Regions from separate parts of the Mus musculus genome. Here region 2 is linked to region 1. A link is a loop called in an ENCODE intact Hi-C map of the cell type or tissue named here. Cell type or tissue: gastrocnemius. All regions are shown on one strand. Links, peaks and the distances in the headings refer to the core of each region. The heading gives the core; the rest is flanking DNA.

Region 1 (15,187 bases), core at 2,648-10,647:
TGGTGCGCATACATGCATGCAGAAAAGACATTTATCCACATAAATTAGAATAAATAAATCCTTTTTAAAAAGGGAATAAGAAGGCTGGCGAGAAGGCTCAGCGGGTAAGAGCACTGACTATTCTTTCAAAGGTCCTGAGTTCAAATCCCTGCAACCACATGGTGGCAAACAACCACCCATAATGAGATCTGATGCCCTCCTCTGGTGCATCAGAAGACAGCTAGCTACAGGGTACGTATGTATAATAGTAAATAAATCTTTGGGTTGGAGCAAGCGTGGCCGACCGGAGCGAGCAGAGGTCCTAAAAATTCAATTCCCAACAACCACATGAAGGCTCACAACCATCAGTTCAGCTACAGTGTACTCACATACATAAAATAAATAAATCTTTAAAAAAGGGGGGTGGGTGGGGATAAGAAAGTGAGGCAGGCAGCTGGGTGGTAGCACAGGCTGTAATCCCTGCACGAGAAGCTATCTACTCAAGTCAAACTCAGTTAAATATGGAATTAAAGGCCAGTTGGAACTACATGACCCTTGAAGGAAGGAAGGAGGGAAGGAAGGAAGGAAGGGAGGAAGGAAGGAAGGAAGGAAGGAAGGAAGGAAGGAAGGAAGGAAGGAAGGAATCAACTGATGACCAACCTTGAAAACAGTGATAATAAAGAGAAGCTTTCTCAGTTGCTCACGCAAAGCCCCCAGCAGTTAAAGCTAAAGCAGGAGGGAAAATTAAAGTCTACTTTGGGCCACCTGTCTTAAGAAAGGAGAGAGAGGGAAATGCCACAAAATGCATTCAATGTCGTTTCTAAAACAGAAGGTATTTGTTCCCAAATCTGTTTGAGTGCCTAGTATTTTTTAATCAAACAATGCTATCTGCATGGGTAGATAAAGGTAGATTTGGTTTGTTGGTAGAGGCGCAAATGCCCATAATCCATGCATGTTAATGCTGGTATCAACTAGTATTAAGCCTATCAACTTCCATGTTGCTTCTATCTATAATCCCAGCACTAAGGAGGCAGGAGGATTGCCACAAGTTCCGGTCCAGCCTGGGCTAGAGAGTAAGACCCTGTCTCAAAACAAACAAGCTGAGCTTCACGCATCTATCATGTGAACATGGATATTCATGATGCACTTCACCAAGCCAAGTCTTAAAATGTTTCTTTGCTTACATGCTATGACTCTCATCACAGGCTCATCTGAATAAACACTTCTGTGTGCAGATACAGTTCAAGGTTCATCTCCACATGAGACCAGCCGGAGAGTAATAGACACAGACACAGACACAGACACAGACACACACACACACACACACACAATTTCCTCTCAACTGGTGATGTTCTAGAGACTTTTAAAGCAAAGACAGAAAGACACAAATACATGTGTCAAATTTCAAATGTATTCATTCAATCTGGGGGTTATTCAAGCTATATAAAACCTTCTTTCAACCATGTTTGCATGCCAAATGTTCAATAACTAGACTCAAGTGTGTGGGTGTAGCGCTGAGGGAGTGGTTTGTGTTTAGAGAAAGACAGACTGTGTGTGGTTGGCAGGTTCTGGGATGACTACACGGAGAACCACCTGGAGGAGTTTGCTAAAAATACAGATGTTGGGGTTTGTCCAACATGATGGTGTGCAGAGCCCAGGAGATGGACTCCTAGAAGGGGTGCCCCAGGGATCCCCCTTCTCTGGCAGCCAGCCTCTCTGGAACCACCCAGTCATTAGGTCCTCCCTGGGGACTGCAGGAGTCACTCATGTGAAAACCACCAAACCCACAGCCAACTTCTTAACTTAAAATGCACAGGTCACCTGGAGAGCAGGGCAGAGCAAGGGCTGGTTAAAGGGTCCTGGTACTCACCCAAGGGACCTCTCTGTGCTACTGGAGGCCTCTAACTCCATCCCCATGCCAATCTGCAGAGGGGCAGGGAACTAGAGTACTGCCCAGGGGAGGCAGACAGACGAGAATACAACTTACTAAGTTCTATTAATTGTGTTGTAACTTCAGTCAGCGTTCCTCCCTCCGGGGCACCAGAACCACAGTGGCAATAGAAACTACTGGCAAACGCCACGGGCGTCAGCAACTTCTGGGCTTATCCACCCTCACAGTCTGGATCCTACGCACGGCCTATTATATATCCTATGCCCTTGCACTGCAGACCCCCAGTTTTCCAAGGGCATCTTCAAGAACCATCTCCAAAAGAAATTCTGAATGGCGTGAACTGAGTGCAAAGAAATAGCTGGTCTATGAAATGACCAACCCTCCTCGGAGGCAACACACAGTGCCTTCTACATTGGCGCATGCGCACAGCCTTACAACACACACCTAGAACCTGCCAGGTAACAGAGGAGTGGCATTGCCTAAAGGGAGCAGCAGCTCACACTAAAACTGGAATCAGCCTGTGAACTTGGCATTCAGGAGGCTGAAGCAGGCAGGTCAAGAGTTCAAGGCCAGATTGGGCTATGCAGCAAGATTGTCTTACAAACAAAACACAAAAAAAAAAAAGAGGGAAAGAGATGGGTGGTAGTGGTGCACACATTTAATCCCTGTACTAGAGAGGCAGAGGCAGGAGGATCTCAATACCAGCCTGGTCTACATAGTGAGCTTCAGGACAGCCAGAGCTACACAGAGAAACTATCTCCAAAAAAAAAAAAAAAAAAAAAGGATTAAAATTGGATTCTCACTAATCACTCCATAAAGACACACACATGTATGTCTGGGTCATATTGGGTGCTTCATCAGTATCTGATAGTATGCATGGATTCTGGTAGTGGATGGATAGATACCCTGGAGACCATTTCCAGGTTTTGAAGAGCCTGGATCAGAAACCTGCTTAGACACACAAAGCCAATTGCTACTCCGCTGAATCAAAGCTCTTCACCAACCAAGAACACAATACCACATACCAGGCAGGTGACCCACACTAGATCCATAAGGCAATCAATCACCTGCACACAGATCCTCCTGCCTCCAGACCAAGAGAATGAGCCAGTCCACCAGCCAGGAAGGGGCAGGCTCTAAGGAGTGTGCTGCCTGCCGGCCTGCCCATGCTGTGGCTCCCTGCTCGATGCGGTGGGAACTGGGCTCCCAGGGTACACAATCAAACCCTGAGCCTTTTCCTTGGCAGCTTCCACCTGCCAAAAGCAGCTGGACCAGGCACAGCTCCCATGTTGGTTGTCCACCCTGCAGGACAGCCAGTTTTCTTCCCTTCCACGGAAAGGGAGGAGGTCTCCGGTAACACATGAATATTTTACTAGGCATTTCTTGGACTTAGCTAATACACAGTAACATTCTGCTGTCTAAAAACAACTTCTTGCAAGTTTTTTGGTTTGTTTTTAATTTATCACATTGGCCCCATTAACCAATGAGAAGCCAACCAAACTCAGTGCCCTTCCCTAAACAGATTGATACCTATCCCAGGTATCCTTTTATAATGGCCTCCAACTAAGTCCAGGAATTCTTTCGGCTGTAGCAGACCCTCCCACCTTCTTGATGTCTGATGGGAACCCTTCAATATCCATCTACTTTGAAGTGCAGAATGGGCCTTTCTCTGCACAAAAGCAGCAGGTTTATTTTATTTTACTATACAGCGTTTTTTATACTATATAGTATTTTTTTTAATTTAACAATCCAATCTAATACGTCAGCCTGTTCTAAGCACTTATAAAATATTACCTCGTGGGATCTTATTACATACCGCCATTCTACAGACTCAGAAACCTAAGCCCCCGTCAAGAGCTAAGTAAATGAGAATGAAGGGAGGGCTACAGCGTTCTTTCCATGCCATCTTTGCCACACATTCTAGAAGAATCTACCCCCTGCGTACACTGATCCTTCTACTGGCCTCTAGAAGGGCGTCTCTCTCGTCTAAAAGAAGTGACAACATCTTCTAGATCAGAGCTTCCCACCCATTCTAATGCTGTGACCCTTTAATACCGTCCCTCAGGCTGGGCTGGGGAACCATAAAACACAAAATCCCTCAACCATAAAATTATTTACTTGCTACTTCAAAACCTTGCTACTGTTACCAATCATAATGTAAATATTTCTGCAAGATGTAGGTCTGTCCAAGGAATTTGAGACCCACTCTACTCTTCCTCGCCTCAATACAGTACAGGGCACCCAGTGCCCCCCCCCACCCCCCCAAAGCAAAGTTTATATATCACCAGCTTGAAAAATTACTGGAATGCAGCTTTAAGCCTGACCCTACTCTAGGTGACAGGCAGCAGCTGGGAAACCTTTTCCCAGGCTTCCCTTTGGGATAGCAGTTATGAATTTACCTCCAAGCTCACAGGCCAGACAGACAGACGGACAGAGCCCAGGCAAACAACCCTGGAATCACTCTATCTCCCTGCAATCCTTGTACACAACAAACTCAGCTGTATGAAGTTCCCAGTCATAATATAAAGGAGACAAAATTCAGAAGCAAGCTCAAATGAGTCCGTAAGTTAGTTCCATGGGGTACACCTGGCCATTTTAGGAAGAAAAGAAATTACCCACTGGTCCAGTGAAAATACTCAGAGGAACTCTCAACTTGATCCTTACTGGCTCCTGGCTTTTGCTTAAGTCACAGTTTGGTCTTCCATTCGGGTGAGGAATGAAAGGATGCTGCATGGGGAGGTAGGGGGAGGGGTCTCCATCCCAGAGGATCAGGGGGAGGGGGTCTCCATCCCCAAGTTAAAAGCACTGTGAACGATCGGCCAACAGAACTGCACAAATGCTGGATGGGGAAACCAGATGATCAGGAGACCAGTGTGTCCCTCCATGGGGTGGGCAGAACTCAGGCACCCCTACCTTGTGTTGAAGGAGTTAGCTTAAGTACCAGCCTCAGTGGCTTTTCTTCAGAGCAAAGGACCCCTGACCCCTAGGGGTATATACTTTCTGCATGCCAGAACCACCGGTATGGTTTGGAGACTACCTGAAGCCATGCCTAGCAGGGACTGACTGTCTATAAGAAAATTACATGCAGTCACAGTGGTCAGCAAGCAAAGGGGCTTTATCCTCTCCTGTCCCATCACCTAGGCCTGTAGAGTTAAAGCCAATACAGAATTAGCACCCCCCCCAAACAGACCTCTGCGTGATGAAGTAAAGGGCGACCTGTTTGAAAACTCAGGAGGGAGGGCTCTTAAAATAGACAGAAATATAATCATTACCCAAGCTGGAGCAGGGCCAGGACGCCAGGGCAAACATGAGTAATTTGTTAAGAGACACCTCTGGCACATTATCCTATCAGGGTTGAACCCACCATGGAGCCAAGCCCCCTGCCTTTCAGCCTCAGACCGGTCCCCCAACATAACTACAGGGATTTCCCCAGCTCACAGGCCCACACCTGTTCTCGAAGGGGAAGGAAGAGCTGCAGAGCAGGAAGGCACTCACTCTTTCAATGGAAGCCTGTTTTTCAGGAAAATCCCCAGCATATGGGGACCTTAGGTCCAAAGCTCCTGCCCTGGGTGCCTTTCCGGTTGAGTTATTCACCACAGGGGCAGGGCTGGGCTCTGGATCTTAGGGCACGCCCAACTTCATGCCATTCCCTTCAGTTCGGATGGCCACTTTGAAAGGAAGACTAATCCTTTTGTTCTGGAGAACTCACTCAAATTCCTGGCTAAGGCCAGTGTTACACAAAAGCAAGGCTGTAACCTAGAACTTCCTTGAAAGGAAGTTTTTACTGGTTTTACAGGAGTGGAGCAGACGGACCATCCCATCGTCCTGAGGGGAGATCTTGCCCAGCTTTCTCCAAATATCTATGTGTAGAAATTGAGGAACAGTGGGGTATAGGGCGCCTGTCTCTCCCTCCAAGGGAGGGGCACTCACCAGAAAGGTAGTGCCTGCTTTGAGGATAGTCTGAATCTACCTACTGGAAAAGTGATGCCTGTCCCTAAGCACAAGGAGTTGCTTATGGACGGGTGTGTGTGTGTGTGTGTGTGTGTGTGTGTGTGTGTATGCCCCGCAAGCCATGAGTCAGTAATCCAGAGAATTCTTTCCAGACAGCCAGAAACTTTCAAAGACCTCCCAGGTTTGAATAGTCACTTCAAGATTACACTGAGAGTAATTGGAGAGAAAGCTCAACAGTCAAGACCACTGACTGCTCTTTCAGGACCTGGATGCATACAGGCTCGCACACACCCATGCACCCACAATGGCTGTTAACTCCAGTTTCATCCAGAGGGTCAGATGCCCTCTTCTGGTGTTTGCATGTACTGTGTGCACAAAGTTTCGTGCAGGCAAAACATACACATAAAATAAAAGTGTGTTTTTAAAATACAGAGAAGCCTGATCTCGTAGTACAGTACAGGTCTTAGCTGCTCAGGAGGAGACTGAGGCTGCCCAGTGAATTTAAGAGCAGCCTGGTATCTTCGGGAGAAAAGGGATGAGATATAGCTGAGTGTGCTTGCCTAGCTTATGCAGGAGACCCTAGGTACCCTAAGCTAGATCTCCAGTACAAAGTGAAGGGAACCTACCAGCAGGTGGTGATGCGCGCATACACACCTCATTCCAATACTTGGGGAAAGGAAGATTGTGAGTTGGAAGCCACCCTACAAAACATAGCAAGACTGTCCCCACACACACTGTGTGTGTGTGTGTGTGTGTGTGTGTGTGTGTGTGTGTGTGTGTGTGTTAAGGGATAGCTCTGCTAATAAGCCTGATAGTCGGAGCTCAGTCTCCAGAACATACAGGTTAGAGATAATTGACTCTTGAAAGTTGTCCACCTGCAACCTGGACACACACACATGCGCACCCACAAATATACACAAATGGGATCCAAATGTTTTTAAGTGCAATAAATGTTTAAAGGCCTAGAGAGTCTACTCTAGGAAAGTCTCCCCACTTTAGGGTGGATCACGCTATCAAAAAGATCACTCAAAGGACAAAATGAACAGAAGCCGGACTTCTCACAGCTCCGGGGCTCTGGGGAACCTATGAGCTGAGGGCAGGGTAAAATGGAGTAATTATTTGAGACTTCAGTCTGAATTCGGGAAAAACACAGAATCTACCCCTTCCCTCTGCTCCCATGGAGGAGATAGGGTGGAACCAGGAAGTCCTACTCTGACCATTTTCCAAACGTCAGGTCCCAGCTCCATGGAGAGGTCATGAGCAAGTCACTTCAAAGTCCTTCCTTCCTCAGTCTGCCATCATTCCACCTAGGGAGACTGGTGGGCCAGAGCCAGATACAAGCGAGGGCTCAATTGACCATCCCTACATCGTTAAACTCTTATCATTAAGTAACAACGCTGCAAGGAGATCCGAAGTCGTGAATGAAGTCTACAAGACAGAGGAAGTTTAACGTTCAGAAATTGGTTCACCATGGAGAACCCTCAATCCAAGTCTAGATCCCGCTGCCCCTCCCCCTAGTGCCCAGCACCTCCGGCTAAGATCCCCAGGCCCCTGAGCGGCCACCATAACAAACACCCGCAGCAGTTGGCGGAAATGGTAGGTCTCAGTCCTGGCAGTTATGTGTCAAGCTCTATGGCCGTTTGTAGAGCAAATAAAACAGCACTTTAGAACTTACTGCACAGCAAACCTGCCACAGGGATGATACCCCTGTACCCCTGTGGGCCTTTCGCCCTGAAAGCCTAATGGAGGCGCTAGAAACATCTTGACCCCTCCCCCCCAGGTCAGAAACATTGGGTCAGGATCACTGTGGGCAGAAAAGTGTTCAGGACAGGGTCCCGCCAAGCACCTGGCTCAGCTGAGCTGAAGTTGGGGGCCCACTTGAATGTCCTCCCCACCAAGGAATCTCAAGTCACCCCGCCCGCAGCTCCCTCCAGGCCATGGAGGCCAGCTGGTGAGAGGGAAGCGGCAGGAGGAAGGAAGTGGGGGCTGGGGCACAGGGTCTATTACCATCACCTTCCAACACTTCCCTGCTGTTTAGATTAGCAAGTGAAAAGGCCCGGACCAGGGGAGTTTTCCCCGGGTCGGATGCCTCACCCTGGGCACAGAGATAGACGGGCGGGGTCGCCAGGTGCACACACCCCAGGGGCTAGAAGCCCACTTGGAGTCCTGAGATTCCAGATCCTCAAAAGCCAAATGAAAGGCCCCCCACGCTCCTTCCCCTCACTTCCCATCCAGACCACGCCCCCTCCCGGGGCGGGGCCAGGTGTGACCGAGACCTTCCTCTTAGACCCAGCCTCTCTTGCCCGCCTGGAAGGTCGCTCAGGACACCGGAAGTTGGTGTCCGACTGGGTAGAAGGCAGAGGGTCCTGGAGGGCCCAACTCTGCTCTACCGGAACAAGGATAGGGAAAAAAAAAAAAACACCCAGCCCCTCCGTGACTTGGAAAAAGCGACTCTATTTCTTCCTTGCAATAAACAGGAATTATTGTATTTACCCAGCTCGCAGAGCCTCGTGAAGATTAATGGCTGTGAACTGTTTTTAAGATAAAAAAACACTCCCAGATCTTACTTGTAACATTCATATATGCATATGGACATCTGATGCACTTAAAAAAAAAAATCACTCTATCCAAGTGACATTCATCACCAGATCTTAGAGCAACAAAAGAAAGCGATGGGTGCTCTCCGGACAATATCTGACCATGGCACGCACCTGAGCCACCAGCTCCAAAAGGCAGAGAGGCTATCCAGCCAGCAGTGCAGATTAGGATAACATCTAGAGAAGGTAGGGAAACATGAAACTTAAAATATCCGTCGTCCACTCCATTAGGAAAGAAAATGAAAGGGCATCTTCCTAATGAAGCCCATTAGACTCGGCCTCCACCTGGGTTTCTGGTGTTTGGAAACTCCTAAACACGGGGCTCCAGTGGTCATTCAAGCTATGCCAGTGCCTGGAGCTTGCACGATCCGGTCCTATCTGGCCAAGCTGTTCCAACAGCAAACCCCTCTCTCGAGGAACCAGCAGCGCCCTTCCTGGATTATGCAAGGTCACGTGACCGCCGAGGGCACTTTTGGAGTGGAAATGGGAGTTGGGGGTTCAGGATGTTAACCTCTTTCTTTCAACCATCCCAAGACTTGGGTTTTAAGGCAGGCAGATCTGAGTGTAAGCACACCAGCGTTTCACCGTGTGCGAGGCGTTAAGAGCTAGCAGTGAAGCACTTTATTTGGACTCGAGTAGAACACACTAAAATTCTCCATCAGCGAGAATAGTCACAACTAGGGTTCATTTAAAGGGAAAGTACAGAGATCCTCTCCAGCAAGTCATTTTCACCTGCTGCCCCTTGCCCCTCCTACTCCTCTCTTCCGATCAGGTGTAAACACAGTTCCAGGTTTCATTATGCCCGTTCGCACCCATAAAGCAATATTTTGCTGGCCTCCATATTAATTTTTTTTAACTTTCATAATAGGACCAAGAAAAACAAAGTATCCCATTAGGCCATGAGCTTGGTCTCTTAGTTCCTTCCAGACAAACTTCCTAGGATTCCATGACTTCAATAATAAAGTTTTTGTTCCTCCTGAGATAACAAGAGGCATGATGGGAGCAGAGCCACAATGAGGCCTGAGAAGGAAGCCTGGTGCTATTTTCCACATCATCTGAGCAGGCCTCACTATGGGCTGCTCCAGTAATACCCAGAGCCACTGCTTTCTTATCTCCTAGCAAACAATCTTTAAGCCAAGCAGTGTAAATCATAATTAGGATGTTGTAATACAAGAAGAAAGAAGCACATGCTGACCAGAATCCAGAAAGGAAAAAAAAAAAAAAAATCAACACCATAAACCAGGTAAGGGGTTCATTGCATGTCTGTAATCTCTGCACTTGTGAGGTAGAAACAAGGAAGGAATTCAAGTCTAGCCTTTGTTACATTAGACTAGACCAAAAAACAAACAAACAAACAAACATAGGGTAAGGTATTATTTCCTTTTCTAGTTTACAAAAGCTCACCCCCACACAGACATCTTCACCAGGGTTTTCCTGGCCACCTGAGGTCTAGACAAACCCAGTCACCTGCAATTTAGGATTAACATCCTCCAAACACCACCCAGCTTGGGGGATGAGAAAGGAAAGTTCTAGTACTTAGGACAGAAGTCACAATTCCTTTTAAAACTAGCATGACTGCTTGCCCCATTAGTCAGAACCCAACCATTTTATCACAATTTCTATGAAATTTAAGTCCACTCTAGCAGCCAACTGTTAAATCTACGTTAGGCCTACAGCTCAAGCCGGGCACTTCTAAGCACCCACAGGGGACCAAGCTTGGTGGATGGAAACTGCCAGGGGGCCTCAAAATTATGAGTGCACATTGCTAAATACCAGGTAGACGCAGCCCTGGGAATAGACAATTACCCACATGGTTCCAGTTTGGATGGAGATTTTTACGAGGTACCAGGAATGCCTGTCACCTGAGCCATCATGGGTCCCACGTGGAAGTGCGAGGAAAGGCTCTGAGAATGAAGACTCAAAGAAGCCTTTTCAGAAATAACAGCAGGAGCCACAAACAGGCAGGCCCTATAGCAAATAGTCAAGTATAGGATCCGGTCCCTAAAGGCAAAGCCGGAGCACAGGGAGGAATTAAACACAAAGTCAGGTCCTTCCTGGGATTTCAGTTGCCTCAGTGTCTGGCACTGTATAGATAGTGTTCTCCTAAGATCACATTTGAAAGGGGGGGGGGGGTGAGGGAGTTGTCATTCTTAATGCTTTTCTCGGAAACTGCTTCTATTTGCCCTTGTAATCTTTCCTCAAAAAGAATGCAGACTGCTAAGAACCAAAGCATGTATTCTCCTGGAGTCCAGTAAGACCACCTTCTAAGAAAAACTCAGGAAGGGAAGCTGGCCAAATTTCCATGCCTGACCAAGGCAGATGAATGCCAGGCTGGTTCCCATCCCTGTTGTGTTCTCCTGCAGAAGGGGAAAACTGCCCCTTGGCTCCCTTTGTCAACATTCCGCACAAACAATGGCCAGGCTCTTTCACCACTTTAGACTCTATATTCATCTGTGAATCCCCCTCTTCCACACAATGTGCAAGGCCCTTCTTTTCATAGGAGAAGTTCTGAATGCCCAAGAGCAGCCATAATTTAGGCCTTCCACATTAATAATGACATCTAAAAGCAAACTCCAGATTAGGCCCAAACATTCATTTGTGACTATCATTAGAGTCACACTGATAGCTTTTGGATACTTTTCATTAAATCATGATCAAAAGAGCCACTATAAAACTGGTTCTGAAGTTTTTGGCGATTATTAAATATAATTTTCTGAACTCAGAGATAGGGCTTTAAAAAAATAAAAAAAAAAAACCTTTCATAACTCCATGACACATATTCCATTAAAGCCAGACTTGAATAAAAATTAACTTCAAAAGGTGGGACTGGGGAAAGCTTCGGATATTCCCAGCTCTCCCCGGGGACTGTAACTTTAAGTTGCAGCCAAAGTAAATTAGGACATGCTTACCAGCTGTAATAGGTAAGGTGATCCACCTAGGCAATACGCCCACCCAAACATTCCTGTACCCCCTAACTTTTCAGCATACACAAGCCTCGTGAGCATTCATTCCTGACCTATCAGTCCATGGAAAGATTGTTAGTAAGAGACCCCAAGATTTCACCAAAAGGTGGCATTTCTTTGTGAAGGATCAAGCTGTACTATTTTTTTTTAAGACTACAAAATTGTGTTCCACCCTCTGTAATGGTGCTGTTATTACCTGTGCATGGTAGTAACTGAGTTGTTCCTACCCAGCACAATAGGTAAATTAGTCCCTTCCCAACCAAGCTATGCGAATCCTTGTGTTTCCGTGTGGCCTGCTGCTTTCTGCTGATAGAAAGTTTATTAGCAGAGGGACCCAAGCTGAACTCACATACATTATAACGAGTCCCTCTATATTGAAGAGTCAGTGGGAAAAAGTGAGAACTGAGACCACCATTACATCAATGTTGTAAACTCTTTACATTTTCTTTCCATTTAGCAGAGCCCTGAGTGCAGAAGGGATAACTGCACCTTCAAATATGACTCTTGATGCCAGGGTGTGTTGTTGGCAAAAGACATGCCCCTGCTACAACACAGCAGTAGCCCTCCCTGAAAGGTGACCCTAAAAGGTATCCTTTTTGAAAGACCTTTTCCGTTTTTCATAAATCTGTAAGAAGGCCAGGTGTGGTGGCACACAGCTTTATGTGGGAGGCTGAAGCTGGAGGATTCTGAGTTCTAGACCAGCATGGTCTACAAAGAGAGTTCTGGGTCACCGTGCATGGTGACTTCCAGGACAGTCAAGGCTATGTAGAGAGACCTGATCACAAAAAAAAAAAAGAAAGAAAGAAAGAAAGAAAGAAAGAAAGAAAGAAAGAAAGAAAGAAAGAAAGAAAGGAAGGAAGGAAGGAAGGGAAGGAAGGAAGGGAAGGAAAAGAAATTCAAACAAAATATGCCATCCTAGGCTCACTTTCCTGCTGGTTCAGTATATCTCTGACCTGACTGCTCTCTCAGCACACCCTAAACAGCTTGTTTTCATAGTTTGTTGTCACTACTTGTTTGTTTCTCTAACCCAATTTTTCTTTACAACACTTTCTAGACTAACAGGACAATTTCTATTTGGAGTTTTTAAAGTCAAGAGTGAGGTTATTGATTATTCCCTGAAAGGGTAATGGATGGAGTAGTTAATAATTATTCCACTAGCAAGTTTTACCGTTTCATCTTGTGTACAAGAGCTAGGTTAACAATGCCAGGGAAATCAAAACGACTCAGCAGGGACAGGAACAGGTGTGCCTGAGTCTGAAAGGGCCAAAATATTTCACCAAGTATGTCACAGGTTTTTTACAGAGGCAGTGTTTGGGGTTTGGTGGATGATTTTTCTTTTCTTTTTTTTTTTAAGTTTCTTAACTCTGAAATGACACACTTAAATTTTACAGACATTTCTTCACTTAAATTGACGACTAAATCCCACACATAAATTGCAACTCAAGCTCAGCAAGGAAATGCATTTTGCGGGACAAAGGGTTGAGTTTTTTTGGGGGGGGGGTTGTTTTGTTTTTTTTAAATCACAGCTAAGAAAAGGTAATTCACCCTGCCCCTCCCCCACAAGAACACCCATTCAAGAGCCCAGTTTCAAAGCTCCCAAATGAAACCGTAAATAACTCACGTGGCAGCGAGCTCCCCTCAGCAGGGCACACCACACCGCCCTCCACTCTCCCTTATTAAGGTGCCATTACCACGGGGGAGGGAGGCGGGCATTATACTCCTTCAGCTTAAGTATCTCCCCAGACAAGAAACCAAAAACGCACCTTGTCAGGTTCGGAACTCACTGCAAACCTGAGATCTTTGGATTCCCTCTAATAGCTGCTTTCCACAGAGACGTACCCGTGTCCCCTACCCCTGGGGCACAGAAAAACCAATCAGTGTCATAAATCCCCCTAGCTTTCAACCCGCTCTCCCTTGAACTGGGGCAGAGTGGGGGGAGGGGCGACCCATCATCAACACTTACACTAAACCCCTCAATGCACTACAGAAATATGCTGGCTTATTTCCTTTGTTTGGTCATGTTATACTTGATCAAGTGTGAACGATTAAACTGGTTTCATTAAAGGCAAGTACATTCACGGCTAACATTCAACTTCAATGGCGACTTTAAGCATATTTTGCAAGAGGGAGGACCTGCTTCTAGCTTGAAACCTACCAGCTCATTAACTTTTCTTTGGGGGGCTATAAAAAGGGCACTGGGGGTTTTTCCAGGAGTGTGTCAGAGCCAGACAAAAGGATATTCAATGTTCCAACTTTAAGATACAGTTGTTATTTGGAACACTAAAAAGGAAACCTTGTTTTCACGTTAAAGTTGCTGGGGCTGAAAATGTTGAATTGGCATTTAAAATATTACTCTGTAATTGCTATTAAGAAGTACTCTTTGAGATGAAGTAATTATAAAAACAAGATCCTTTTAAAGTCCCATTACTAAAGATATGAAAGATTTATTTAAAAAAAAAAATGCTTCAAACCAGAATTGTCCTAAGTAGATGGGAACTAGTTCTTTGAGAATCTATCTAGAGGCAAACGGCAGCCCCAGGAGCCGAACGCGAGGTAATTTTAAAACTGTCTTTGAACTCAGCACGAGGAGAGAAGGCCGTATCTCCTTCAAAAAGAGATCCCACCGTTGATGCATCCCGTCAAAGTTAGAAAGCAGAACTACTTTTGTAATCCCTCTACCCCAATACAATGTTCCCTCAAAAAAATCACCCATCTCAGATAAAAATATACATGTCCCAAAAAACTGCAAATAAAGGCCTTTGGACTTCAACTTTCCAATGCATAGAGTTCTATTACCACTCGCATCTAAGGACTCTCAAAAGTTCCCTAGTTTTTTTTTTGTTGTTTTTTTTTTTTTTAAAGAAAATAGGGCAAATATCCAGGAAGGTCTATTTGCCCGAGGTTGGGAGCCTGGCGTGGCGACGTAGGCCATTGCCAGCAGCCTCCAAGCACGCAGAGATTTCATAAGATATTCCCTGCGGTCCCCTACAAAATCCCAAACCTGAGTCCCCTAAAGCCAACCGCTGCTTGGGCCGCATCTAAGAAAAGTAGGGGGTGGGGGCTGGGCAAGGGTACCACACACACGCGCGCACACGCACTCTCCGTGTCGGCGACTATAGTCGCCGGCGTTAAGCAAGCCACCGGAGGGAGTGTGTGCGCGCGAGGGTTTGCCCGCGGTGACCGCGCCGAGCTCTCGGGCCCGCGGCCTCCTAGCCCCTGGGCGCAGCGTGGGCTGCAGGCGACCGGCCACGCCGCGGGGCCTCCCGCAAAAGCAAGGCCTGGGCGCACCGGCACTCCCGCGCTGCCCGGCCTCAGTCGCCCAAGGCAGAGGGAAGGGCGCGAGCCGGAGAAGAAAGGCTCTTCCCGCCGGTCGATCCGGCTCCGCGAAACACCCCAGGCGCAAGGAGGCGACTGCGGCGGCCGGACCGTCCCCGCGCCACGCTAGATCCCCGGTGCCCACGGCGCTCCCAGCCAGCCCCTTTTACGAAACTTTCTTTTTTGCTTCGCCCCACCCGAAAAGTGCGGTCCCGGCGAGGACGCCGAGGACAGCGGGCGGAGGGCGAGGAGGAAGTGGTGCCCGCGGGAGCGCGGCTGGGCAGAGGAAATGCCCGCGCCGCCCGCCCCCGCCCTTGCAGCCCGCCCCGGCCCCCCGCCCCGCCGCGACTTTGGCGGGCCGAGCCCCGCGCGCCACTGGCGGCGGCGGCGGCAGATGTGGCCCCGGCTGCCCCAAGGAGCCAACAATGCCGGGCCGGCAAAACAAAAGGGATTCGCTTCGCGTCTTTCCCGGCCTCTCACTTACACTCTGG
Region 2 (15,187 bases), core at 3,601-11,600, 470 kb before region 1:
GTGGCACAGAGGCAGACATGGTGCTGGAAGAGACAGCTGAGGGAGCTACATCTGGATCTACAGGCAGCAGGAAGAGAGTGACATTGGGCCTGACTTGAGTATTTATAGCCCATCCCAAGTGACACCCTTTCTCCAACAAGGCCACACTTACTCCAGCAAGGCCACACCTCCTAATAGTGACACTGCCTATGAGCCTGTGGGGACCATTTTCATTTAAACTGTCACAAGGCTGTTCTGAAATACATTTTCTGCCAGGCAGACCTGGCAGAGGAAGGAGCTGGGAGTAGGCCTCATGCTGAGCTTGAGGTTCTGTCCGTCTCTCTTGTCTTTCCAGGAGTCCGCTCAGAATTTGATGACATCGATATGTCCAACCCAAACTGTGTGGTGATTGCGGATGCTGGGGAGGCCTTTTCCTATCAGAACATGAACAGAGCCTTCCAGGTGCTAATGGAGCTGGAAAACCCCGTGCTCATATCCCTGGGAAAAGGGTGAGTCGGCAGCAGAGGGAGTGTGCGGGCAGCTCTGCCCTGTGCCTTGTGTTCTCTGTGCTGGGGCCGCGTAGAGACAGCTTCAGACAGGGCTTGGGAGTGAGCACAGGGGCTCTCCTTCCTCCCTCGCCTTTTCTCCCCATTCTTCCTTTTTTTCCCCCTTTAATTATCTTTCCAGAGCTGTCTGACCAAGTTTCTGTATGAATCTTGGACCAGGAGAGGGATGGGGGCTTCAGCCCTGAGGAAACCTCAAAGGCCAGGTGTCGGCTGTCCAAAGTTTATGGTAAAGGAAGCAAAGGCCCCCTAGCACAGGACGTAGCACAGGGTGATCAGTAATGGTTCCTAGGGATACTTGATATAGAAATAGGTGGACTTGGGTCTGGGAGGATGCTCTAGGCTGGGGGCTGGGGGCTGGGTGCCTTCTTTATAGAGTTGGGATTTGGTCCCCATCCTTTGGCCGTGCTTTTACACCTGAACACCATACCAGTCAGCTTTGTCACTCCAGCGATACCAGAGGTAAACAGAGGAGAGGGAGGCTCACAATCTCAGAGGCTTCATGGTGCCTTGCTTTGGGCCTGTGGTGAGGGTGGCTTTCATGGTAGGAGATGAGTCCAGCTCATCTCCATGGAGGTTGGTGAGCAGAGAGAGAAAGAGGAGGAGTCCCAGTATCCCCTCAGTGGGCTCCCCCTTTAGAGACCTAACTTCTTTTTACTAGAGCCCACCTCCCTAAGGATGTACCACCTCTCCACATTGCCATCAGGTGTGGACCAAGCTCTTGGGCCTCTGGAGGACAGTCAGGATGCAGACTCTGGCACCATGTTTTGTTTTTTTGGTTTTTGGTTTTTGGTTTTTGGTTTTGTTTTGTTTTTTGTTTTAAAGAAAGCATTGCTGACTTAGCATCCTTCTTTCTCCCTTACATTATTTTATTTTTTAATATGTCTTTATTCATTTTTAATTAAGAGAATTTTGTTTGTTTTTATTTGTTTCACAGCAGGGTTTCTCTGTGTAGCCCTGGTTGTTCTGGAACTCACTGTGCAGACCAGGCTGACCTTGAACTCAGATCCACCTGCCTCTGCCTCCTCCTGAGTTCTGGTGTGCACCGCCACCACTTTTTAAAAACTTTTATGTATATGAAAGTTTTACCTCCATGTATGTATGTACACTACATATAGGCCCACTCCTCACAGAGGTCAGAAACGTGTCAGACTCCTTGGAAGTGGAGTTTTGTGAGCTACCATGTGAATTTTTGGAACTAAACTCGGGTCCTCTGTAAGAGCAAGTCTGCTGAACTGCAGAGCTATCTTTCCAACCCTATTTCCTAACTGAGACAGGGCCTAGCACACTCCCACACTGGCCTGAAGCTAGTTACTGTTCTATATGATTCCCTTGCTTCCATCTCCTGACCTCGGGAGTTATGGACATGTGCCATGGTAGCTAACAAAGCGATTTTCCCCCTCAAGGCCTTGTCCATGCCAAGTAAGGCTGGACCACTGAGCTATAGCCCAAGGCCTGCTAGCATCTTTCCTTACCACATGCTCATTGAAGAAATTTAGAAATCTCAAAGCCTAAGAAGAAGAGAAAGGTATTTGCAGCCTCACTGCGTAGCACAAACACCGGTATTTGAGTGCGTGTCCTCAGCTGAATGCTTACAGATGCACACATTCATCTGGTTTTATAACTGTGAAGGATGCACACTTCTGGATGTATCTGTGAGGGTAGTGTTGAGAGGTTTAATCGAAGAGGGAAGACCTGCCCTAAATGTGGGCAGCATCCCATGTACGTGCGTCCTGGAGTAAGAGGAAGGGGGAAGAAGGATGCTGCTGACTTGGTACCAGCAGTCACCTGTTTCTCCTTCCTCGCTGTGATGCAGCTTGACCTGGCCTGGCCGCTTCATGCTTCCCCACCCCGGCGTTCTGTGACCCTCAGACCCTGAGTCTGTGTTTCCTTCCCTTCTTAAATTGTTAGGTATTTGGTCACAGCAACAAGAAAAGGAAACTAATGTGGGAGTCGGCTTGACCTTGTTTTATAAGCTGTAGGGTTTTTTTTTCTTTCTGTTTTCATGTGTGTATGTACATGTTTTCATATGCATGTGTGTGTGTGTGTCTGTGTGTGTGTGTGTGTGTCTGTGTGTGTGTGTGTGTGTCTGTGTGTGTCTGTGCTCGCACATGTACATGTATATGGAGGCTCAAGATTGTTGTCAGGAGTATCATCCTCCATCCGTCTCCCACCTTATTTAGTGAGGCAGCATCTCTCAGTCAAACACAGATCAGAGGTATGGACCGATCTCACTAGCTGGCTTGTTGCGGGGTCCTCTGTCTCGGCCTTCCAAGATTGGAGCTATAGGTGGGCCATTATGTCCTTCAGGCATTTATATGAACTGGGGTCCTGCAACTCCAGTCCTCACCCTTGTGTAGCAAAGGGTTTACATACTGAGCCATCTCCCCAGACCCCTTGGCCTGTTTCTTATGGTCAGCAAACAGTAGCTTGTGAATGACTTTGTACACACAAATATCTCTGTGACACAGTTATCCATTTTGTGAGATGATTTCCAGAAGGTTGTGTGTGTCTCGCCCGGTCAACAGAAACAGCAACACAAGTTCAGAATCTCATACATTTGAGGTTGCATGATGCTTTGGAGTTCCTGCCCAGCTTGTAGGCAGCAGGGTATCCTGCCGGAAGTATTTCCATCCTGTGCTTTGGTGACTGGGCCCTCGTGCCCACTGAGCTAGGCACACTTGGACTGCTTAACTCAGTGATCTGGGCCCTGTCCTTGGATATTTGAGTTAGCAAACCTGCACTAGAAAATGTGCATAATGAAAAGGTAATATTATAGGTCATTTATGTCAGCTCATTTTTGTTGAATGCAGTCTCATCGTTGCTAGGGGCTATTCCAGATTACAAGTAGTGTCTGAATAAATGCATTGGTGAAAAGGATGGTGAAAATAGCAATCGCTTGCTCTTGGCTGGGTGAGAATTTGGGCACACTCAGCCGTGGGTAACACTCATTTGGTATGAGTGGGGACTCCAGCCCCCTAGACTCTGACTTGGGTGAAAGGTGGGGTGTTTCAACCCTAGGGAAAGGGCTCTACAGCTTTCTGAGAGTGGCAGCCTCTCCAGGTAGCCCAGAGGCCCAGGAAGAGCTCCTGTCACTAGAGTCAAGGCTGGAGTGGCCTCCCCGAGGGTGCGAGGAGGCAGGATGCCCCTCTCCTGGAAATGGAGTGATTTACATTTGGCATCTGTGCGGACAGAGAGAGGGAATTGGCTTTGTAATTTCTCCTGTCATGCCGCGCCATCAGGAAATTAAGCTGTTTACTCTGCAGACTATGGAGGTTAATGGCTCTTCTGGGAGAGGTCAAGTGGTCATTTTGCAGGGAGGCTGCACCGAGGAATCGGAAACGGCAGGAAAACGAAGCATAAAATCTGAGCTGACTGCTCTTCCACTGTGGCCTGCGTCTCCAGTAGCCACAGTGGCCCTCAGTAGCTGGAGGGCCCCCCGGGCTCTCCTGCAGTGGGCCACACGGTGCCAGAAAGAAAAGAAGACTATATCCTGTCACTAGTGAAGGGACATACATTTAAGATGCCTGTTCGCTATTTCCCTTAAAGTGTTTACGGCCAACAGTTGGCTTCAGGTAGATTTTTGATTTCCTAAATGAGTAAGAAATAGAGAAATTGTGGGCTCTATAAAAAGCAGCCCAGATTCAGTTTAAAAAAGTAAGAAAGAGAATGGGCAGGGGTGAGAGGGTAAGTAGCTTGTTGTTGGTAGCATGTGTGAGACTCTCGGTCTTGGTTCCATTCTCAGCACCATATAAACGGAGGTGGTGGCGTACACCTGTAGTTCCAGGACTTGGGGGTGGAGACAGAAGGATCTCTGTGAGTTGGAGGCCAGCCTGGTCTACATAAAGAATGCCAGGCTAGCCGGGCTACATAGTTAAGAGCCTGTTTCAAAAACAAGCCTCCGCTTGTTGAGAGGGGGGGGGGGGGCAAGGTTTCCATTTTGATTCCCGAGACTCCTTCTCCTCTGGCTCAGAAGGCCGGGCTTTGGTGAGTCCAGATAACCTGAAGTCCTTTTTACTTTCGAATAAACTTCTAGATCTGGGGCCAGCAGAGCTGTGGTTCGAGGACTCCTTAGGGGTGCCGTTTCTAAATGAGAGGGGCCTGTTTCCATCCACCCAGTCTCCGGGATCCTGTATCCATCTGTCCCCAGGGCAGCTTGGAAATCCCCAGAATCCTCGGCTGAGAAACAGCTGCGCCTGTTCCAGTTGTGTTGTAGAAGTTTCTGTTTGCTTCCTGGCAAACGCCTCTGAGCTGAGTTAGGTCTGTCCCTGCTCTGTCCTCTGCCCAACCCACCTCTGCCCACCCTCTCCTTCTCCTGGGAGCTTCCTCTGAGCAAGAGTTGTAGCCTCTGGGCCCGTGTGCAAGGAAGATGGCCCATCTGTGGGTTTGGAGGTGGCCTAGTGTGAAGCCCATCAGGTGCTCTAGTGATCCCAAAGTGCTCCCTCGGTCTTCGGACTCCTTCCCCTCGCTCCATGTGAGCCGCCTCCCCTCAGGACACAGCTTGTCTCTCTGTCACTTACTCGCGCAGCTCACCATCTTTGCTCTCACAGTTTCTCTGTGAGTCTTTTTGCATCTCTTCTATGCTGGGAGCCAGGGGTGCATGCCAGGTGCCAGGTCCCAGGTCGTGCAGGTCCCTGAGCCCTTCATAGAGTCCTGGACTGAGACTAAGCCACCTGCCACCCAGACAGTGCAGCTCCAGCACCAATGGCTCCCTCTGCTGGACAAATACTGTTTATCCTTCTCCAGTTCTTTGAAGCTCTGGACCTGGCTAAGGAAATAGGCATTATAGTTTATTGTAACAATAGAAAAAAAATAAAGCTGTGTGTGTACGCATGCATGAATGCCTGGGTATGTGCGTGCGGGCCTGCCTGCCTGCTGCCTGCCTGTGTGTCAGTAAGTGTAAGCATGCTCGTGCCAGGGTAAGCATGTTTGAGGTCACAGGTGTGTGTGTGTGTGTGTGTGTGTGTGTGTGTGTCTGTCTGTCTGTCTGTCTGTCTGTCTGTCTTCCTGTGTCTGCCTGCCTACCTGCATGTTTGTTTATAAGTGTAGGTGTGCTCATGCCAGGGTGTATGCATGTAGAGGTCACAGGACAACCTCGGGAATCACTCTTTATCTTCTACCATGTTTGAGACAGGGTCTCTTTGTTGTTTGCCAGGCTGGTTTCTGGGGCTTTGTCTGTCTCTGCTTCTCATCTGTCGCAGGAGTGCTGGGACTGCAGACACATGCTACCAGGCCTGGCTTCATGTGGGTTCTGGGGAACTGAAGGTCCTCATGCTTGCTTGGCAAGTGTTCTACTCACTTAGCCACCTTGTCAGCCCCAAGAAGCCTTTTAAGAAAATTTCTTCAGGGCTTCAGAGATGACTTAGTGGTTAAGGTTGTTGGCATGCAAGCAAGAGGGTTGGAGTTTGGATACCCTGGACCCACATAAATGCCAGCTGGTGTAGCAGACTGCCTGTACTTCCAGGCTGGTAGAGATGGGATATTCTAAGAGAAGGATGGCTGATGCAAGACTAGTGCTATCAGCAAACCCTGAGTTTGACTGAGACACTACTTCCCCCCAAAATTACAGTGCAAAAGTGGCCCAGGGAGCTTGACACGTAGCCTCAGGCTTCTGCATGTGTGCACACATGCACCACACATACATGTCACTGCTCTAGAGACCGTGGGACTAGGAGGATGGGGAACGAGTCAGACTAAAGCCACATGCAATTGCCTACGTTATTCAGAGCATCTGACAATTTATACTCTGAGGGTTAAGAGAAATCACATGAGTAACGTTTTCATGAGTTTGAAAGCTGCATACAATCATGAGAACAAGCTACACGTGGCAAAAATACATTCTCCATAGAGGCTTATCAAGTATGGCTTCAATGTCTAATTGAGTAACAACAGCAAGCAAGAATGAGTATTGGAAGTAACCTCACTCCTAGCCGCTATACCTGGGAGGAGCACAAAACACTTTCCAAGAATAATTCCATGTTTTGAAGAAATTGAGGTCATAGAGTCTTGTCTTGTTTTCTTGGCATTTTCTCACAAGCACTCAGCGTTCTCACGTGACTCCATTCCTGGACCGTGTTCCAGCACATGCACATGGAAAGGTGAAAAAGAAAAGACATTCGTGAGATCGGATCTGCTATGTATCCTCAGCTGACCTAGAGTTCACAATCTTCCTGCCTCAGCCTCCTGAGTGCTGGATTACAGGAGTGACCCCACCAGGCCTGGGGCTTGTATTATTTTACCACTGAGCCTCCTATCTCAGGGCCTCTGTCTTAGCTCCACGAGCAGCTGTTTATAGTAGTCGTCTCCAGTCTTTTGGTGAGTGGTGTTTGTGTTCTAGGCATTGTGTAAGGAATGGTGTTGTTTATGTAGTGTGTTACTTTGCCCTAGATATGGGTGGTTTTGATTGCTTTGACTATGTCACAGGCGAGGAAGCTGAGGTCTAAAGGCTTACATAGAGCAAAGTCACTTTTAGAAATCAGAGAAGGAATTTCAGTATTGAAGACAGCCTACATCCCCTGTTCTCGGATCCTCAGCTCGCATGCTGAGTTAATGTCCCCTGGACGGAGAAGGAAGGGAAGACTGACGTGGGTGCTCAGACTCCCCTAATAACTCAGAACTTGGATTCCTGTGCCATTTTCTGGGTTTCAGTGAACCTCATCTCTGGAGGGTGATGGCTAAGCCACCTTCTTGCCTCCTTGGTCACGTGGCTTTGCTCAGAGAGCCCCAGAAATGGATGACATTGCAGCTAGGACTCTTATGTACCTCGAGGGAGGCCTTGGTCTGATGTGGATGGGCTGTGGGTCTAAGCACTGGGGCTAAACCGAGGAACCCTCCGAGGAGCTGAGCCTGCGCTGTCTCTGGGAGGTTGGGAAGACATTCTTGTCTCAAGGAAGCAGCTGGTGCCTGTGAAACCTGGCACCTTGCCTGACCCCAGCTAATAGGGATGTCGCAGGCTGCTGTGGAACTAATGGAGCACTCTCCTCAGGCAGCAGTTAGGGGTTAATTATTAGCAATTAGGGAGTCAGCACATGCTCTGGGGGGGCTGCCGTCCCTTCCCGAAACACGGGTCACTTGTCTTCCTCTGTGTTAGTAACGGGATCCATCTGTCCCCCTTGGGTTCCTGGTTAATCATTGTGGTAGGGGTCCCTACAAGGCCAGCAGCAGGGGGCTAGTGGCTGAATGACCCATGATGCCCCACTGCCGCTGGCCCTCTGCTTCTGCCATGTGGCCTCTGTCGGTTACTCTCAGCATGGCATCGGGACTGGCCTGCACCTGTGGCTCTCTGTGAACCCCCTTCCCTTGTGCTCTCTTGCAGACGCTATTACAAGGAGACCTCTGGCCTGATGCTGGACGTTGGAGGTTACATGAAGGCGCTCGAGGTACCTGCCCTGGTGCTGCCCCAGGCCCTGGCTTTCTGGAGAAGATGGTGTACTTTATAGACAAGTAGCCTCTCATGTTTCTGAGTGGAGCATCCTGTGTGGGGCTTGAGCCACACCCCCGTCTCCTCTGTGGAAGTAATGGAGGTCTCTCCTCAGGCAGCAGTTAGGGTCCATTATCTTGATCATCACACAGTCATTATGTATGTATGTGTCATCCCTCTGACCCCCAGCCAACCTCTGGGTGCTCTTTCCCAGCATGCTCTTCACCACTCTGACTCATGGCTTTAGTGTCTCTTCAGATCACCTGCTTCCTTCCCAGCCCTGTAACCCCTCAGGCTGTGTGTCCTCCCAACTCCTCTCCTGAGATGACTTTCCAGGTTATAAAGCCTTCTGTGGCAAGACCTCCAGAGTCCACTGTGACTGGCCTGTCAGTTACCCCTGCCCAGATTCCTGCTAGACCATGTCCCAGCTCCACAATAGTAGCAGCCCCTGTCCACCTGTGCCCAGGCGAGAAGGGTGAGCAGGTGGGTGGATTGAATCCTAGACACACTTAGGAGGGCCTTTGATCTACTTGGAGGTGGGTAGCAGGGAGAGGCAAGAGATGGGATTGTAGCTGAACAGGCAAATGAGAGCCTTGGTCTCCTGTCCCTTGGGAGACTCGTGGTTCTGCTAGGTAAGGTATGCCACTTGCTGTGGGCACTCTTGAAGTAGGCGGCAGAGCTGGAGGTAGGTGTCCTAAGCATTCTAGGCAGCAGCCTGTTGTGGAGTTGTGACACGCTTGCCTGTGAGAGGGTTTGAGGCCCATGGCATCCTGATCATCATGAGGCGGTCAGTCTTTCCATGTGTGTCTACTCCCGTGTTCCTGATCTGAAACTCATACTGTGTCTTCTCTTTGCCAGTATGCCTGTGGTATCAAGGCTGAAGTGGTGGGGAAACCCTCCCCTGAGTTCTTCAAGTCTGCTCTACAAGCCATAGGGGTGGAAGCCCACCAGGTAGGCACAGCAGAATTTCCTTTCTTCTTTACATGTTTAAAACGACATTTACTTATTTATATACTTATTTGGGGTATGAGATTGTGTGGGTTCCGGGAACCAAACTCAGGTTGACAGGATCAGCAGCAAGTGCTAACACCCGCTGAACCATCCTGCTGGCCCCGATCGTTTCTCACCGTGAGGAAGGAGACAGTTTCTTACCATGCAGCCCAACAACTGGGTCACACAGAGTCTTCACTTCGAATTGTTTTTGTCCTTTAAAATACTAATGCTTTCCTTCCTTGCTTTCCATGTGCGTGTACATGTACATGTGTATAAGTCACAGGCACACATGTGCCACAGTGTGCATGTGGAGGGCGGAAGACAGCCTTGGTTGTTAGTGCTTGCCTTGCTCTCTCTTTGAGAGCTTATTCACTGCTGCAGATGTCAGGGTGGCTAACCATTGAGCTTCCAGGGATTCTCCTGTCTCTCCCTCCCATCTCAACATAGGATTCCTGGCATCACGGATGTGTAGTGCTGTGCCCACCTTCCCATGGGTCTGGGGATTAGAACTCAGATCCTCGTGCGTGTACAGCAGGCTCCTTTCCCAGTGAGCCCTATCATCTCCCTAGCCCCAGAACGGATTTTTTACTCTCTTGGGTTTTTTTTGTGGGTTATTTGTTTGTTTAGATAGGGTTTCTCTGTGTAGCCCTGGCTATCTTGGAACTCACTCTATAGATGAGACTGGCCTCTGCCTCCCAAGTACTGGAATTAAAGGCTGTTCCACCATGGCCTGGCTTTACTGTCATATTTTTAAAATAATCTCAGACCTGTTGTATCCTTTCATATTACAATATTTCTTTTTAAACGTGGCATTTTAGCCACAGCCACAAAGTAGTACAGCCCCAGGCAATGACTTAAAAAGTCCATAGAAAGATGGCCCAGTCTCCTGGCTCATTAGTATCACAAGTCAGAAAGCATCGTCTAATACAGATGCTGAAGGAAAGAAGTAACAGAGGATCGCAAGCGTTCATGTGGTGAAGCTGCAACCCTCGTGTTCTGCTGGTAGGACCGTGAGTTAGCCGCACTGCTGGGAGGGAGCCTTTGGTGGGTCTTCAGTGTTAAATGAGTCTACTGTCTGCCTTAGCAATCGTGCTCCTGGCTGTAGCCCAGATAACAGGGACAGGAATTCAGACGACAACCACCATCACTACCTCATAGGGTCTGAAGATAGCAAGAATGAAGCCCTAGGTTTGAGTCCCACCACCACAGAAACAGTCTCCTAAAACCATTTAGTGATGTTCATGGCAGCTGTATTCACAGTACCTAAAAGGTTGAACCGCACTCAGATGCCTGCCTATTCCCCATGAATGGGTCAGCAGTGAGTATCCCCTTCGTACAGGGAAATCCTAAACAGAAGGGATGAACCATCACGAATGTCACCTTACGACTACCTGGTCTCCCGTGGGTGATAAAGGTGAAATAAGTCACCTCGAGTCAAGCCTGATGACAGGCCTCATGGGGTGGAAGGAGGGAACATGTCCCTCCCACCTCCGTCTGTGTGATGTGGAGCACACCTGGGCTTTGTGCCTAGCCCTTGTCGAGCTAATGCAATCTGAATTTAAACAGTACCTGTGTGTACTGTCCTGTGCCGTTCATTCTGTCCTGGCTCCAGCCTGCCGTGTTGCTGAAATGCTTGCTAGAGTTATTTGGATACACGTTATAAGACAAGTTTCTCCTGACTACGTGCATGCATAAGCAAGAACCCCTGGCTCTGTATTATCGTTGCTGTTTTTTAATGAAAATGTCCCTTGAAGGGTGGCAGGCTGCTCAGGTGCCAGGTTGTGGCACACCTTGGCTGTTCTGAGCTTCCCCAATCAATAAAGTCTTTACTGCCATTCCCTTGGTAATGGCTCTGCAGAGGCGTTTTGAGCCTGAGCTCCAGTGGCGGCAGTCCCCAGTCCAATTTCCAACCTATCTTTCCCAAACAGCCTAGAAACAGCAGAGGGCTGGGCTGACCCCAGATAATTGGAAACTCAACCCGCTTAGAAGTAATCAGGCTCTCTCTGGGGTCCAGAAATCTGGAGAAGAGCAGCAGCACACCTTACCCATGACTTCTAGGAATTCCCAAGGCTGTGGTGGACGCTTCCTGCACACTGGGAAGGTATTGCAACTCCCTGGCCTCCATCTGCTGGGTGTGGTGGCACCACCCCTGTTCCCAAGGTGTGAGGTCTTTAGATACTGCCCTGCGGAGAACCACTGTAAAGGGCAAGCATTGGGACCTGACTTTGATCCCCAGAACCCACATGAAGGAGGAAGTAGAGAACTGACTCCTAGAGTTTTACACACACACACACACACACACACACACACACACACACGGGAAAGTAATTGACGGCTGGTGATGGACTCTGTCATAAAAGCACTTGTTCCGTAAACGCCTTTACTCAAAGCACGGACAATCTGAGTTTGATCTCTGGAACCCACATGATGGAAAGAGATAGCTCATTCGTGCACGTTGCCCTTTGATCCCCATATACACACAGTGACATGTTCATGCCCACTGCCTACCATAAAATAATAAATAAATTAGCATTTTTTAAAAAAGAGCCATTGAGGGACAGGCTTGTAACTGTCTATAGCAGGCTGCTGTAAGACGGGGCCTGTGCCCTGCATTTACTCCTGTTTCGAAGGTCAGTCCCATAAGAGTTGGGTCATTCTGTGCTTCTGATGGGAGTGACCACAATTTGAGGGTTGCAACTTTTCCCCTGCAGCCTTTCCAGTGAAGCCTCACTGCTGTGCTCGCTGAGCCCTATTCCTGGCTGTTTTCTCTGGGGATAAGGGGTGTGTGTATGTGTGTGTTTAGAAATCCAGGAGAGCAGAAGCCAGGAGTGGATCTAGCCCAGCAGGACTTGAATGCTTTGGCCCAACATGGATTCCCCAGCACCACAGAGTGGGAGGGTTAGAAGTCCCAGCTGAGACATTCTGTGAGCAGTCAAGCTGCTTCCAATGCCTCCTGACCTATTATGGCTCTTAGGAGGGTTTTGTCCCCTAGAGCTTTTTCTAGTAGAGTTTGTTTTCTTCTCATCACATCATAAGTTCAGGGGCTGGAGAAATGGCCCCATGGTTAAGAGCACTGGCTGCTCCTGCAGAGGACCCAGGTTTGGTTCCCCCCCCCCCCCACATGGTGGCTCCCAGCCTCCTGTAACTCCAGTTCTAACAGAGCCAATGGTTTCTTTGGGCCTCCTTTGGCTCCTGCACGTACATAATGCACATAAACTCACACAGGAACACAAACACGTTAAAAAAAAAAAAAACAAACCTCCTGTTTATCAAAGGAGATCAAAAATTTCAGAGAAGTACCAAGAAATAAAGTCCACCATTCCACTATCCTAGAATAACGCAATTTGAGCTTTCTAATCTTTTCCCATATAAATGAATAATCCTCTGTCTGCTTTTTGAAACTTGATTTTCTCCCTAATAATCTTTTGAGAAAACTTCCCTTAGTGCTTATTTAAGCAGTTTTGTGTAGTAATTGTTGTGACTATGTAGTATCTCACCATATGTATGTGTATACTTATATATATATGTATTTCTGTATATACATATATGCATGCATATATATTATCATTTCCCTGTTATTGGATATTGGGTTGCATCCTCATTTCTTCTTGTATATAACCCTGGTATACAGTTTTGTATGTGCATATTTTTGTCTTTGTTGTTATTTTCCAGACACTGTAAGTAAGGTTGTAACATACAGCATTTATCCTAGTTTGGAAGGGTTGTGTTAGGTTGCCCATCTCTCCACATTCTTATCAACACACTTGGTGTTTTGTTTTGTGTTGTGTTGTTTTTGAGGCATGGTCTCACTCTGTAGCCCTCGGTGGCCTGTAATTCCCTGTGTAGACCAGGCTAGCCTTGAGGTCCATCTCCCTCTGCCTCGAAAGTACTGGGGTTGAAGGTGTGTGCCATCATACCCAGCTTCCACCTACCAATTACTGGGATTTTAGGAGTATGTCACTATGTCTGGTTTACCTAGCGCTGGGGACTGTACCCAAAGCTTCTGTATGCTGGCCAAGCACTTTCCTGAGTAAGCTACATCCCTGACCCAGTTTTTCCCTTAAAAAGGGATCCAGGGCTGGAGAGATGACTTAGTGGTTAAGAGCATTGCCTGCTCTTCTGGAGGACACAGGATCCATTCCTAGCATCCATATGGTGGCTCCCAGCTGGCTGTAACTCCAGTTCCAGAGGATCCAGCACCTTCTTCAGGCATCCATGGGCTCCAGGCACAGTGACACACAGACATTCATGCAGTCAAAACACCCATACATGTTAAAAAACAAACAAACAAACAAACAAAACAAAAAAACCACAAACAGTGATCCTTGGCTTTCGCCATGTTAGTCCTTATAAATGTGTTAGGCCATGGTGGACACGGCTTAGCAAGTGTCACCTCCAGGTTTCTGAGGTACCTGGAAGCTGGAGGTATAAATATCCCTTGAGGACTCTCCTTGTGGGTTGTGTACCCCACCCCCACCCCTGCCCCAGCTCACAAGACGTGGGTTTTCTTGGGAAGCCCTTAGGCCCTGGAAGTCTCCAGCCCCTGTCACCCGTTAGGCTCCACTCTTCTGAGCACCTGAGCGGGTGAAGGATCGGAGAACAGATATCCTGTTTTTAGCCCAGACTAGTGTCTACCTCACTGTATAGCCAGGGATGACTTTCAACCTCTGATCCTCCTGCTCCATCTACCAGATTCCAGGATCGCAGGCGTGCACGCCCCTGCCCGCTTTATGTGGTGCTGGGAGGGGGGGGGGTTGTTAAATGGAGACCTTCATACACTCTAGACAAATGCTTTGCCGAGCCACCCGAAGGCCCAGCCAGAGTCTGCTTTATAGATCCGAAGCACAGAATCTGTCTTGGATGGCGACAGCCCCCTGCAGCTCCCTGCATTTCTGGGTTCTCTTGGAGTCTAGCTGTTGAGTTGTGAATGTCTGTCTCCCCGCTATCACATCATAGAAAGGAGTAAAAGCCAGGCCTGACAGGTAGAGGTGTTTTTTTGTTTTTTTTTATTTCCCCCGACGGGGCACCTCTTGACCTCCATCTTCTTGCCAATGATTTTTTAAATCCTAAATGATTTGGCAATAATTGCTCCTCTTGGTGTGATTATTGCCCTTCACTGATGGTAAATCTGTAAATTCCCCAGGGTCCCGAGAGCATTTTGGTATGCGGAGCCCACAAGCTGGCCCAGACAGGCTTCACTGCACATCCCGCTGGCTGCCCATGTCCAGCCCCAGCTCCTGCCACCCTCACCTCTCCTTCCTGCTGCTCTGCCTCATGCTGACTGGTATCATGTCATTGTCCCAAGCATCCATCCTGCAGATGCTCTTCCATGGGTGACAGCACTTCCTCTGAGGGATTAGGTGTTTTGTTTTGTTTATTTTTTCAGATACCATCTCCCTGGGCTACATCAACAAATGCCAGCCCAAAAAGGTCCTAAGAAGGCAGTTTTCACTGTCCAGTTTTGTATGTGTGTGAATGCACATGTGTAAGAGTTGTTTTGAGGCAGTATTTTATGCATCCAGGCTGACCTTGAATTCACTATGTAGATGAAGATGACCTTGAACTTCTGGTCTTCCTGCCTCTATCTCCTAAGTACTGGGGTTACAGGCACACACCATCCTTCTTAAGGTATGCAGTGCTGGGGCTCGAACCCACAGCCTTGTGTATACCAGTCAGGAACTCTACTGACTGAGCTACAGACTCAGCCCACATGGACACAGTTTTGCTGTTCCCCGAGCCATGGCAGGTGCCAGGCAGGACATAGTAGTTGGGATTCCATTTGTAGGGAGCCCAGTCATACAAAGGTCCCAGCACCTGGGTGACGATGGATGCTTGAGTTGGAACCCTTGAGTATTTAAGGGCTGAATCAACAGTTTTAGGACAGTTGCCTGAAAGGGGGCAAGCAAGTCTAACCTGAGATGTCTGGCTATCTGTACCTGAGGCCACTCTGTGCAAGTTGTTGGGAAATCCTGAAGATTTGGAGTCTCCCGTTCATGTGTGGAATGCCCCATGCTGCCCCACTACAGTGGCTAGATACCACTGGCTGGCTCCTCCCAGATGGCTGGATGGTCTTCACACAGCTGTATGAAAGTACATATGATAGATACAAAGCAACCAAACGAACAAACAACTCCAGTCAAGCTCTTAGCCGTGCCCCCCAACACTGTCCTAGAGAAAGACTCCATGTTTTCCTGTAGATGGAAATTGCCACTGGCACTATTATTTGCTCAGG

The links. Hi-C counts contacts between places; a loop is a spot of excess contacts. Peaks named below come from ENCODE experiments on the same cell type or tissue, not always from the same donor. Only the 100,000 strongest peaks of a DNase experiment are listed, where the experiment ranks them.
Region 2: it touches region 1 in a loop (2.1-fold over the local background); 2 of 42 quality-filtered maps call a loop at or near these places.

Annotation. Positions count from the first base shown.
Region 1 is chr7:133,107,256-133,122,442 of GRCm38, forward strand. It overlaps a transcript of Ctbp2 not described here. Among named protein-coding and RNA genes, the nearest start is that of Gm35364, 8.7 kb to the right of the region's middle. In gastrocnemius, for the core only: a CTCF peak has its summit at 6,182 (motif pointing left); DNase peaks (open chromatin) are centred at 3,105, 5,212, 5,417, 7,385 and 3 more places; H3K4me3 peaks cover 1,845 bases; H3K27ac peaks cover 5,094 bases.
Region 2 is chr7:132,633,667-132,648,853 of GRCm38, forward strand. It overlaps Lhpp (phospholysine phosphohistidine inorganic pyrophosphate phosphatase), which reads left to right. Exons shown (of 7, transcript NM_029609.1): 3 at 335-488; 4 at 7,858-7,921; 5 at 8,821-8,913. Among named protein-coding and RNA genes, the nearest start is that of Lhpp, 31 kb to the left of the region's middle. In gastrocnemius, for the core only: a CTCF peak has its summit at 5,256 (motif pointing left); DNase peaks (open chromatin) are centred at 4,931, 5,202 and 7,462.